Regions from separate parts of the Homo sapiens genome. Here region 2 is linked to region 1. A link is an interaction called in ENCODE POLR2A ChIA-PET data of the cell type or tissue named here. Cell type or tissue: OCI-LY7. All regions are shown on one strand.

Region 1 (5,000 bases):
ATGCCTGTTATCCCAGCTACTCGGGAGGCTGAGGCAGGAGAATCGCTTGGACCTGGGAGGTGGAGGTTGCAGTGAGCTGAGATCGTACCACTGCACTCCTGCCTGGGTGACAGAGTGAGACTTCATCTCCAAACAAAAAAAAAAAGACACCGACCTAGAGGTAAAAATATTCAAATTCCCTACGTTGCTACCTCTGACAAATGAGAACTACGGGTCCACACAAGTTCACTTATCAGTATACCCACCTAAAAGATGCATCTTTCCCTGTTTGGGGGCATATGATAGAATTATAAAAGTAAATGACTTCATTAAGATAAAATAGGTCTCTGGTGTTTCAAGACAAAACCACTGGACAAAGAACAGACAATGCATAAAAGAAATACCTAATGGCCAATAAATATACAAAGAGATGCTCAGCCTTGCTTGTAATGTAAATAATGCAAGGAAAACCAGTACAGCAATTTTTCTATCAGGATGGCAAACTCTAAAAGACTGACAGCAATGTAGGCATGCAGGGGAATGTGCGGAAACAAACACCTTTGTGTATTGCTGATGATAATGTAAATTTGTATGACTTGAGCATAAACTCAGCCAACTCAGCAAGTTTATCACTATCAAATTGTTAAATGTTTCCACCTTTTGACCCAACTTTTAAGGTTTCCTTAAACAGATAATTGTACATGTGAACAAAGAAGATGCAAAAACATATTAATTGCCATGTGATTTATAATAGTGAAAAACAGAAAATAAATTATGTCCACTAATAGAAGATTGGTTAAATAAATTATTGCTCATTCATTCAACCATTGGTTGAGGGCCTACTGAGTGCCAGATAGTATTCTATATACAATATATATAATGCATCCATTAAAATAATGATGTAGATCTATAGTGATTAGTATGGAAAAGGTTACAAAAGTTTGTATTGTATTTTTTCATTTTGTAAGAGTATGTATATATTTACTTATATATATTTATATGTGAATATATATGCATTGAGAATCATCTGTAAAGATGACCACCAATATGTTATATTACCCATGGTTATCTCTAGGATTGTTGTTGTTAGTATTGATCTTTATGAGAGTCATCTGTAAGGATGATCACCAATATGTTATACTACTAGTGGTTATCTCTGGGACTGTTGTTATTATTGATCTTTATATTTTTCAATACTGCTTGAATATTTTTACAATAAAGCTATATAATCTTCATACTCTAAAAATATTAGGAAAATTTTTGAAGGAAAAAAGAAACCTTTTGGTCAATTTAATCTTATTAATATGCAGGAGAAAATACCACACAGCCACAGAATTCCAGAAATCCAGCTGCAGTTCTAAGAAGTAAGACGCAAAAGCAGATGCTTGCCCACAGGATGAGGTAAACAGGGACGAAGCACAACGGTTCCATAGAGCTGAAATGCACAATGCAGCTGAATGTACTCTACTAAACTCGAAATCCAGGCCAGCAAAGTCTCCGAAGACTGCAAAGGCTAAAAACTAATAACAATAAACATATCATACACAGGGCTTTTATATAACTTGGAGGTCATTTGCATTGAAACATTGGTCCTTTAACAGTCTATAATGTTCCTAACTCTACATATTATTCCTCTTCCTTTAAAAAATAATTTTCCATGCACCCTCCCCATCCTCTTAATCCTACAAGACAGTTTTCAGTCTGAGCAGGTGGGGAATGCATATCCCAGTTTAAAGGCTAAAATACACTTGGCTTTACCTGATTTATGTTTATCTTAGCCAGAGTATCAAGTGCATATCAATAGCACTATCGTAATGCACATATATTTCCTTATTCTGCCATAATAAGTAGAATCAACAGGATGTGCATTGTAAAGGTAGATAGAGAAACCATAACACAGAGTGATATACCAGACAGAACTCATGCTAGAAATTCTCCCATGAATCTGAATACATGAATAGCTGGCTCAATATGAGCAACAACACAGAAACCTACAATCATATCCGATCTTTTTTCTGCTAGGAATGAACATTCACAGATTTCTCATGTTAAATGCTTGCAGCAATTTCTTAAAAGCCAGGACTTCCACTGTGAGAGGTGTACTACATATTCAACTTTGAATTTTTTAAGTTTTTGTTATGCTGTTATTTAATCTTACTGGGTTACATTACATTTTTCTACCTTGTACTATGTATGCACATAAAACAGCTGCTTTCTGAAATCCATATAAACTTCTGCTCCAGGTCTTTAAGATGGAATCAAATCCCAGCAGTAAGCAAACACCTTGCTTTTCACGGTTTTTACGATAAAAATTGAAAACGAAACTTGAAGACATTTGGTTCAGTCAAACGGAACAAACAAAGCAAGTACTATAGTCTGGTGTCTTTTATTAGGCCAACTTTGAGTTCTGAACACTCAGCTCTCTTGACTACACAGGAGTCTTAAGAACACGTGTTCATATGCACATGTATCTAACTTTACCATGGACTCATAAAATGCATCAAACATTCTACTTTTGTTACTTTCAAAAAACTGTTTTAAGGAATCAGGATAACCAGCCAGGGGATTTTTAAAAACTGAGAAAAATCTTCCGTGGCATATGACCTTTCTGATTAGAGAAAGGGCATATACAGAGGGTTGGCCAAGCTTCAGGTGGCCATTGTTAGTGAAGCCAAAAGACTTCAGTTAACTGTGTTACCTGTGCCAGAAGCACCAGGCTCCCTCTGGTTTCTCCAACTTACTCCCCATTTGTTATATTCTTTAGGCAAAAACTCCAACCTGAAGTACTCTGCTAGTGTTCGTAAAAACAAATTAGGCTGTATAGATCTGAGTGTCTTGCAAAAGCAAAGAAAATTTAGGAAGTCCCAAAAATATCAGACTGACCTATGTATTTTTCGGACATTCACCAAGTTAGTGAGAATAGGTCTGGTTACCCCTATTGGGCAAGGAAATGGTAACAGTTCAGGTTTCTGGGATTTACATTAATAGTTCAAAGTTAGACAGTGGAGTGGGAGACAGAGTGCAAGTCCTCTCCTTGCCTGCCAAAGCACGTCCTCACTGTGGTTGCTTCTTTAAGAATCTTTGTGAATGAAGCATTAAATGAAATGATTAAAAGAGAAAGAATACACCATGTTCATTATTCTGACGCTGCACAGTAAAAGTTACTTTCATTTTCTTTAATCACATTTTTGTAGAATGGTATCAGAAGTTTAAAACAGTCTAATCTCAAACTTCTTAAATAGTTGAAAGAAAAATCTCTAGGATAACAACTGAAGTAGTATAATCTTTTCTTATAACTGTTCAGGAATAAAAGGTTTATGTTTGCTTGTGTGTGTGTGTGTGTGTGTGTGTGTGTGTGTTCATAATCAGTGATTCATACTGAATCAATACCTTTTGTGGTTTTATTGAAATAATATGTTTGAAGTAATCAAGAAAATTTTTAACCTCGATTCAAATTTCAATACTTAAAGCTTAGTAAATTATTTATAACTTCTGTGCATTCAAAGGGAACAACCAAAAGATGAAAAGATAACCTATGGAATGGGAGAATTCACAAATCATATATCTGATAAGGGGTTAATATCCAGAATATCTAAGAAACTTGTGTTTTTACAACAACAACAAAAAAAACACCTGATTTAAAAATGTACAAAAGACTTGAATAGACATTTCTCCAAAAAAGATACACAAATGACCAACAAGCACAGGAAAAGATACTCAGCATCACTAATCATAAGAGAAATGCAAATCAAAACCACAATAAGATATCACTTCACACTCATTAAGATGGTCACTATCAAAAGAACAGAAAATAACAAGTATTAGTGAGGATGGGGAGAAATTGGAATCTTTGTGCACTGTTGGTGGGAATGTAAAATGGTGCAGTCATTATGAAAAACTGTATGGAGTTCCCTCAAAAAGATTAAAAATAGAACTACCATATAATCCACAAAGATATTACGCAAAGCAAAGCAAGCCAGTCTCAAAGGACAAATATTGTATTATTCCACTCAAATGAAGTATATAAAGTAGTTAAAATCATACAAACAGAAAGTAGAAAGGGAGTTCCTAAGGGCTGGCAGGGAGGAGAGAGGGAATCGGTGTTTAGTGGATATAGTTTCTGTTTTGCGTATTGAAAAAGGTCTAGAGATCTGCTGCACAACAATATGAATATACTTAACACTAGTGAAATATACATTGTAAATGGTTAAAATGGGCAGGCACAGTGGCTCATGCCTGTAATCCCAGCAGTTTTGGAGGCCAAGGCAGGAGGATCGCTTGAGACCAGGAGTTCAAGATCAGCCTTGGCAACATGGAGAGACCCCATTTGTACAAAAAATTAAAAAATTCGCCAGGCCTGGGGGCATGTGCCTGCAGTCCCAGCTACTCAGGAGGCTGTGGTGGAAGGAGGATCACTTGACCCCAGGAGGTCAAGGCTGCAGTGAGCCATGTTCGTACCACTACACTCTAGCCTGGGCAACAGAGTGAGACCCTGTTTCAATTTAAAAAAAAAAAAGAAAAGTTAAGATAGTAAATTTAATATTGTGGAATTTTTTACCACAATTTAAAAAACGCTTCAATCTAAAAAAAAAAAGGAATGTATTGTCAACATCTTTTAGGTTATGTCTAAATAATGAACTAAATTTAAAAAACAGAGTTCAATTCTTTGAAAAATATTTTACTAACATATTGTTTGACAAAAATAATAAATGCACTGAGATGTTTTTGTTAACATGATTATATTATACTTAAATTCTTGTGGTAAGTATAATACTATATTTATGTCATGGCAATATAATTTTGGGATTATTAAGCCTAGAAGTCCAGAAAAACTCATCCACTGTGTTAAACTAAATGATCTCTCCAACATTCCATCTGAGTCCAAAATCCCATAATCCTTATCCATTTATTAATAAGAACTAAATGGAACACTTCTTCCATTTTTTAGAGACACACATACACTTCTATATCTCAAAAGCTTAAAGGAGCAGTTTACATGAACACATAGAAGGTATAGTGTT
Region 2 (5,000 bases), 860 kb after region 1:
ATCCTTATTTTCTGAATGAACAAGGCTGAATTTTAGAAGTGCAATGAAAAGTTCTTGAGGTTCCCCTGCAGTGTAGACAGGCCTTCTTAGTGGATTCCGAGGCGCAGCTTCTTGTCCTGGTGCTGCTCTTCCTTCTGTGGGACAGGTCTCAACACACCATCTAGCATTGAGAATAACGCTAGGTCAGGACAGCTTCATTTCAAACCCATGGGCACTTGTTTCAGCCTTACATGTTGTAAGAGCAAAACAATGCTTAAGTTAAAGGAACTTTCACTTTATTTTATCTTCAAATTCTCAATTGTAGAGAATCCAATCTAGATAACTTACTCTCAGGCAATACAGAATCTGGCTTTTAAAAACTGGATTCACATTGGCCGGGTGCAATGGCTCACGTCTGTAATTTTAACACTTTTGGAGGCTGAGGAGGGAGGATAACTTGATCCCAAGAGTTCAAGACCAGCTTGGGCAGCATAGGGAGACCCCATCTCTACAAAAAAAATTTTTTTTTTTTAAACAGGTGTTGTGGCGCACACCTGTAATCCCAGCTACTCAGGAGCCTGAGGTGGGAGGACTGTTTGAGCCCAGAGAGGCCAAGTCTGCAGTGAGCCATGACTGTGCCACTGCATTCCAGCCTGGGTGACACAGCGAGACCCTGTCTCAAAAAAAAAAAAAACCAAAAACTGAATTCACTCAACAGTGTACGGCAAGTAATTCATAAAACTTTTTGTTTTATGTTTTTGGTGGGGGGACGTCCTATTACTAGACTGGAAGAAATAAAATGTACCTCCTAAGGGAGAAGGGGACTGTGTGTGGGGTAGGGAGAATCTGGGGACTGGAAGGAAGACGGACTTATCTGACTGGGCAGGCTGGGAAAAGAGTATGGCTTCAACCTCTTCCTGGCTTTTGTGTTTAATAGCTTTATTTGTACAATAAATGATACATGTTTAAAGTATGCAATAAACTAAACATAAAGTGTATAGCTTGATGAATTTTTTTAATTTACTTTTTGATTTGTAATATTTGTAGAGATGGGGTTCTCAGTCTGTTACCCAAACTGGTCTTGAACTCTTGGCCTCAAGCAATCCTCCCACCTCAGCCTCCCAAAATGATGGGATCACAGGAAGGAGCCATTTTGCTTAGTCCAGTTTCATGATTTCTGACATAAGTACACATTCATGAAACTATCCCCACAGTCAAGACAATGAACATATCTATCACCTGCAAAAGCTTCTTTCTGCCCCTTTCTTCCCATCTTTTGAGGGATTTCCTGCCCTGAGCCTGTATGTTCTGCCCTGCTGTTTCCTTGTCCTAAGGACACCTGGGCCAGGGCTCAGACTTGCCTTCCAGAGGTAGATCTGGAAAGCCACCCCTCTCTCTTTCTTGTTCTCATCATATCATGTAATATTTGAAACATTCTCTCTCTCTATATATAATGTATTATGTAATATATAATAATACATACATAATACAGATGGGAGTTCTAAAGCCTAACAATAAAATGAACACTCATGAACTTACTGCCCCAAAAGAGTTACAGTTTGTTTAAAACTGAATAAAACTACATTATGTGTGTTGGGGGGAGATGGAAAAAAAACAAAACATACTGCCGAATCCAACAACTAGAACATTATCAATTCCCGTGCGCTCCCTCTCTCGTCCCATCCCCTTTCACCCCACTCAGAGGCAACTCCTATCTTGATTTTTGTGTTTATCAATCGATTGCTTCTTAACAATAACTTTACTGTATATACTATATATTAAAGTATATTTTATTTATTTATTTATATATTTTTTGAGACAGGGTCTGTCTCAGTCTGTTACCCAGGCTGGAGTGCAGTGGTGTGATCTCAGCTCACTGCATCCTCAACCTCCTGGGCTCAGGTGATCCTCCTATGTCAGCCTCTGCGGTAGCTGGGACTACAGGCACAGGCCACCATGCCAAACTAATTTTTTGTATCTTTTGTAGAGATGGAGTTTTGCTGTGATGCCCAGGCTGGTCTTGAACTCCTGGGCTCAAGCAATTGGCCCGCTTCAGTCTCCCAATATGCTGGGATTATAGGTGTGAGCACCATGCCTGGCCTACCACATTTAACCAATATATGGTATGTCTTTTTGAACTTTATACAGAAATGGTATCATAATTCTGTAGTTTGCTTTGTTAAATTCAACATTTATATTTCTAAGATTCATCCATGTTGAAGAATGTAGCTCTAGTTCATTTGTTTTCACTGCTATATGGTAGTCCATTGTGGGAATACACCATAATATTTTTATCTAACCACCCAAAACAAACATTTGTGTTATTTCCAGTTTTTGCTTTTAAAAACAATATAGCAACAAATTCTTTGTCTCTCTGACTCTTATACAATATGCAAGAGTTTCTCTAGGGCATACGCTTATAAAAAATGCTATTTCAGGCCAGGCGTGGTGGCTCATGCCGGTAATCCCAGCACTTTCGGAGGCCAAGGCGGGCAGATCACCTGAGGTCCAGAGTTTGAGACTAGCCTAGCCAACGTGGTGAAACCTCGTCTCTACTAAAAATACAAAATTAGCTGGGCATGGTGGTGCATGCCTGTAATCCCAGATACTTGGGAGGCTAAGGCAGGAGAATCTCTTGAACCTGGGAGGTGGAGGTTGCAGTGAGCCAGGATCACGCCACTGCACTCCAGACTGGGCGACAGAGTGAGACTCCGTCATAAAAAAAAAAAAAAAAAAAAAAAAAAGCAAAAAAAAAGCTACTTCCGTGCAATGTTAATTTGCATTTCTCTGACTACTAATAAGTTTAATCATCTTTTCATGTGTTGATTGGGTGAACTAAGTTCAGTTCACTCACCTTGCAGCAGACCCAGACCTGATCTCAGATCCCAGCTTATATGGACATTTGTCCCCAGGATAGCTCTGGCTATTGTGTTCGCTTACTATTGCTCCTCAGATTCTAGCAAAATGCCTTCTTATCTCTATTTTGTTCTTAGGAGAATATTTCTCTTATTTTCTTGAAAGCTCCATGACTCTTTAAAAAGAATGCTTGTTATGGGTTACCTGGGTTCCATTTGCATGGAGTGGAAGGGCACTTGAGAGTTGTCAGTCACACTGCCTGCCTTCCTTCTCTGTTTGTCCCTGCTACTGGCACTGAGAGAGTATCCAGCAGCAAGTCCCCCTCTGAGTTAGACAGACTGATTTACCCAAAAGTCAAGCCCCAGTCTAACAACAAAGCTGGTGTTGTAACTTTCATCTGTTGATTCTGGTGTCTATTTCTCAACTGAATCAAAAATTGGAAAGGAATTACATACTGTATGATTCCATTTATATGAAATGGCCAGAATAGACTAATCCATAAAAACTGAAAGAGTGGTTGCCTAGGGCTAGGGGGAGTGAAGAATGGGGAGTGACTGCAAATAGGCATGAGACTTCTTTCTCAGATAATGAAAATGTTCTGAAATTATGTTGTAGTGATGCCTGTACAACTTCGTGAATCTACTAAAGAAGCAAATTTATGATAGATGAATTACATATCAGTAAAACTATCATATAATTAAAAAGGAAATGGGGTATTGCTTACTGAGATCAAACACTTGTTCAAAAATGCATAAACATAAACTTAACTGTTCAGTTGAACTGTCACAAAGCAAACATATGTAACCATCATCTGGGTCAATAAATAAAACATTGCCAGCAAACCAGAAGCCTTCCTTTTGTCCCCTCCTTCCAATCTTGGGGCTTTAACCACAGCATGTCTTCCTTTTCCTTAGTAATCTAGGAATAATAAATCCTAGATACAAGCCCTTTGTTGATTATAAGTGGCAAGTATCTTCTCATATTCCATGGCTTGCCTTTGCACTCTTGTAGTGATATCTTTTTTTTTTTTTTTTTTAAGGCAGGGTCTCACTCTGTTGCCAAGGTTGGAGTAGAGTGGTACAAGCATGGATCACTGCAGCCTCAACCTCTTCATGCTTAAGAGATCCTTCCACCTCAGCCTCCTGAGTAGCTGGGACCACAGGCATGTGCCACCACAATTGGCTAATTTTTGTATTTTTTGTAGAGAGAGGGTTTTGCCATGTTGCCTAGCCTGGTTTCAAACTCCTGGGCTCAAGCAATTCACCCACCTCAGCCTTCCAAAGCACTGGGATTACAGGTGTGAGCCACTGCACCTGGCCTAGTAATATATTTTAATGAACAGATATTCTTCATTGTAGCATAGATAAATTAACCTTTTTATGATTCGTGCTTTTTGTATCCTTTCCCTAACATAGGAAATTATTCATTGGCCCCTTCAAACACTGTCATTGAGTGTACATTATTTAATCAGATGTATAGATAGACAGAGAGACAGACCGATAGATAGATAGATAGATAGATAGATAGATAGATAGATAGATACAGCCTTTTTTGCTAATAAATTTTTAAAAAGAAAGATGCAGTGGATATGTACTTTTTTCCAAATTGCAAACAATACATTTTCTATTTGAATCAAATAAAGCTAATTCAGAACACTGAAAATCAATATATTCACAGAAAAATTATTCTAAGACCTTTATACTTCTTGATTTTTCAAGGTTAAAAAATTGTTATTATCAAGAAAACTTACAGAAAACTTCCATTTACTTCAAATCCAAATAATTCGATAATATAGTTACTGTTTTATTTTTATTTTTAGAGACAGAGTTTTGCCCTGTCGCCCAGGCTGGAGTGCAGTGGCGCTATCTCGGCTCACTGCAAACTCCACCTCCTGGATTCAAGTGATTCTCCTGCCTCAAACTCCCAAGTAGCTGGGATTACAGGCATGTGCCATGATACCTGGCTATTTTTTGTATTTTTAGTGGAGACGAGGTTTCACCATGTTGGCCAAGCTGATCTCGAACTCCTGATTTCAAGTGATCCCCCTGCCTTGGCCTCCCAAAGTGCTGGGATTATAGGCGTGAGTGACCACACCTGGCCTATAGTTACTATTTTAGAATAATATTATATAGCACTCATATCTAAAATTATGTGCCTAAAGAATT

What was found. Peaks named below come from ENCODE experiments on the same cell type or tissue, not always from the same donor. Only the 100,000 strongest peaks of a DNase experiment are listed, where the experiment ranks them.
Region 2: POLR2A ChIA-PET joins it to region 1 with 5 read pairs; 2 of 35 experiments call an interaction of 5 or more read pairs at or near these places.

The regions. Positions count from the first base shown.
Region 1 is chr13:50,150,479-50,155,478 of GRCh38, reverse strand. All of the region lies in intron 2 of DLEU1 (deleted in lymphocytic leukemia 1), which reads right to left. Among named protein-coding and RNA genes, the nearest start is that of DLEU2, 27 kb to the right of the region's middle. RefSeq lists an enhancer at 2,412-2,461. In OCI-LY7, no CTCF peak of the experiment used is centred here; DNase peaks (open chromatin) are centred at 2,368 and 2,968; H3K4me3 peaks cover 2,776 bases; H3K27ac peaks cover 2,334 bases.
Region 2 is chr13:49,286,844-49,291,843 of GRCh38, reverse strand. CDADC1 (cytidine and dCMP deaminase domain containing 1) reads right to left here. Exons shown (of 10, transcript NM_030911.4): 10 at 1-160. The coding sequence ends at 87. Among named protein-coding and RNA genes, the nearest start is that of CDADC1, 41 kb to the right of the region's middle. In OCI-LY7, no CTCF peak of the experiment used is centred here; no DNase peak of the experiment used is centred here.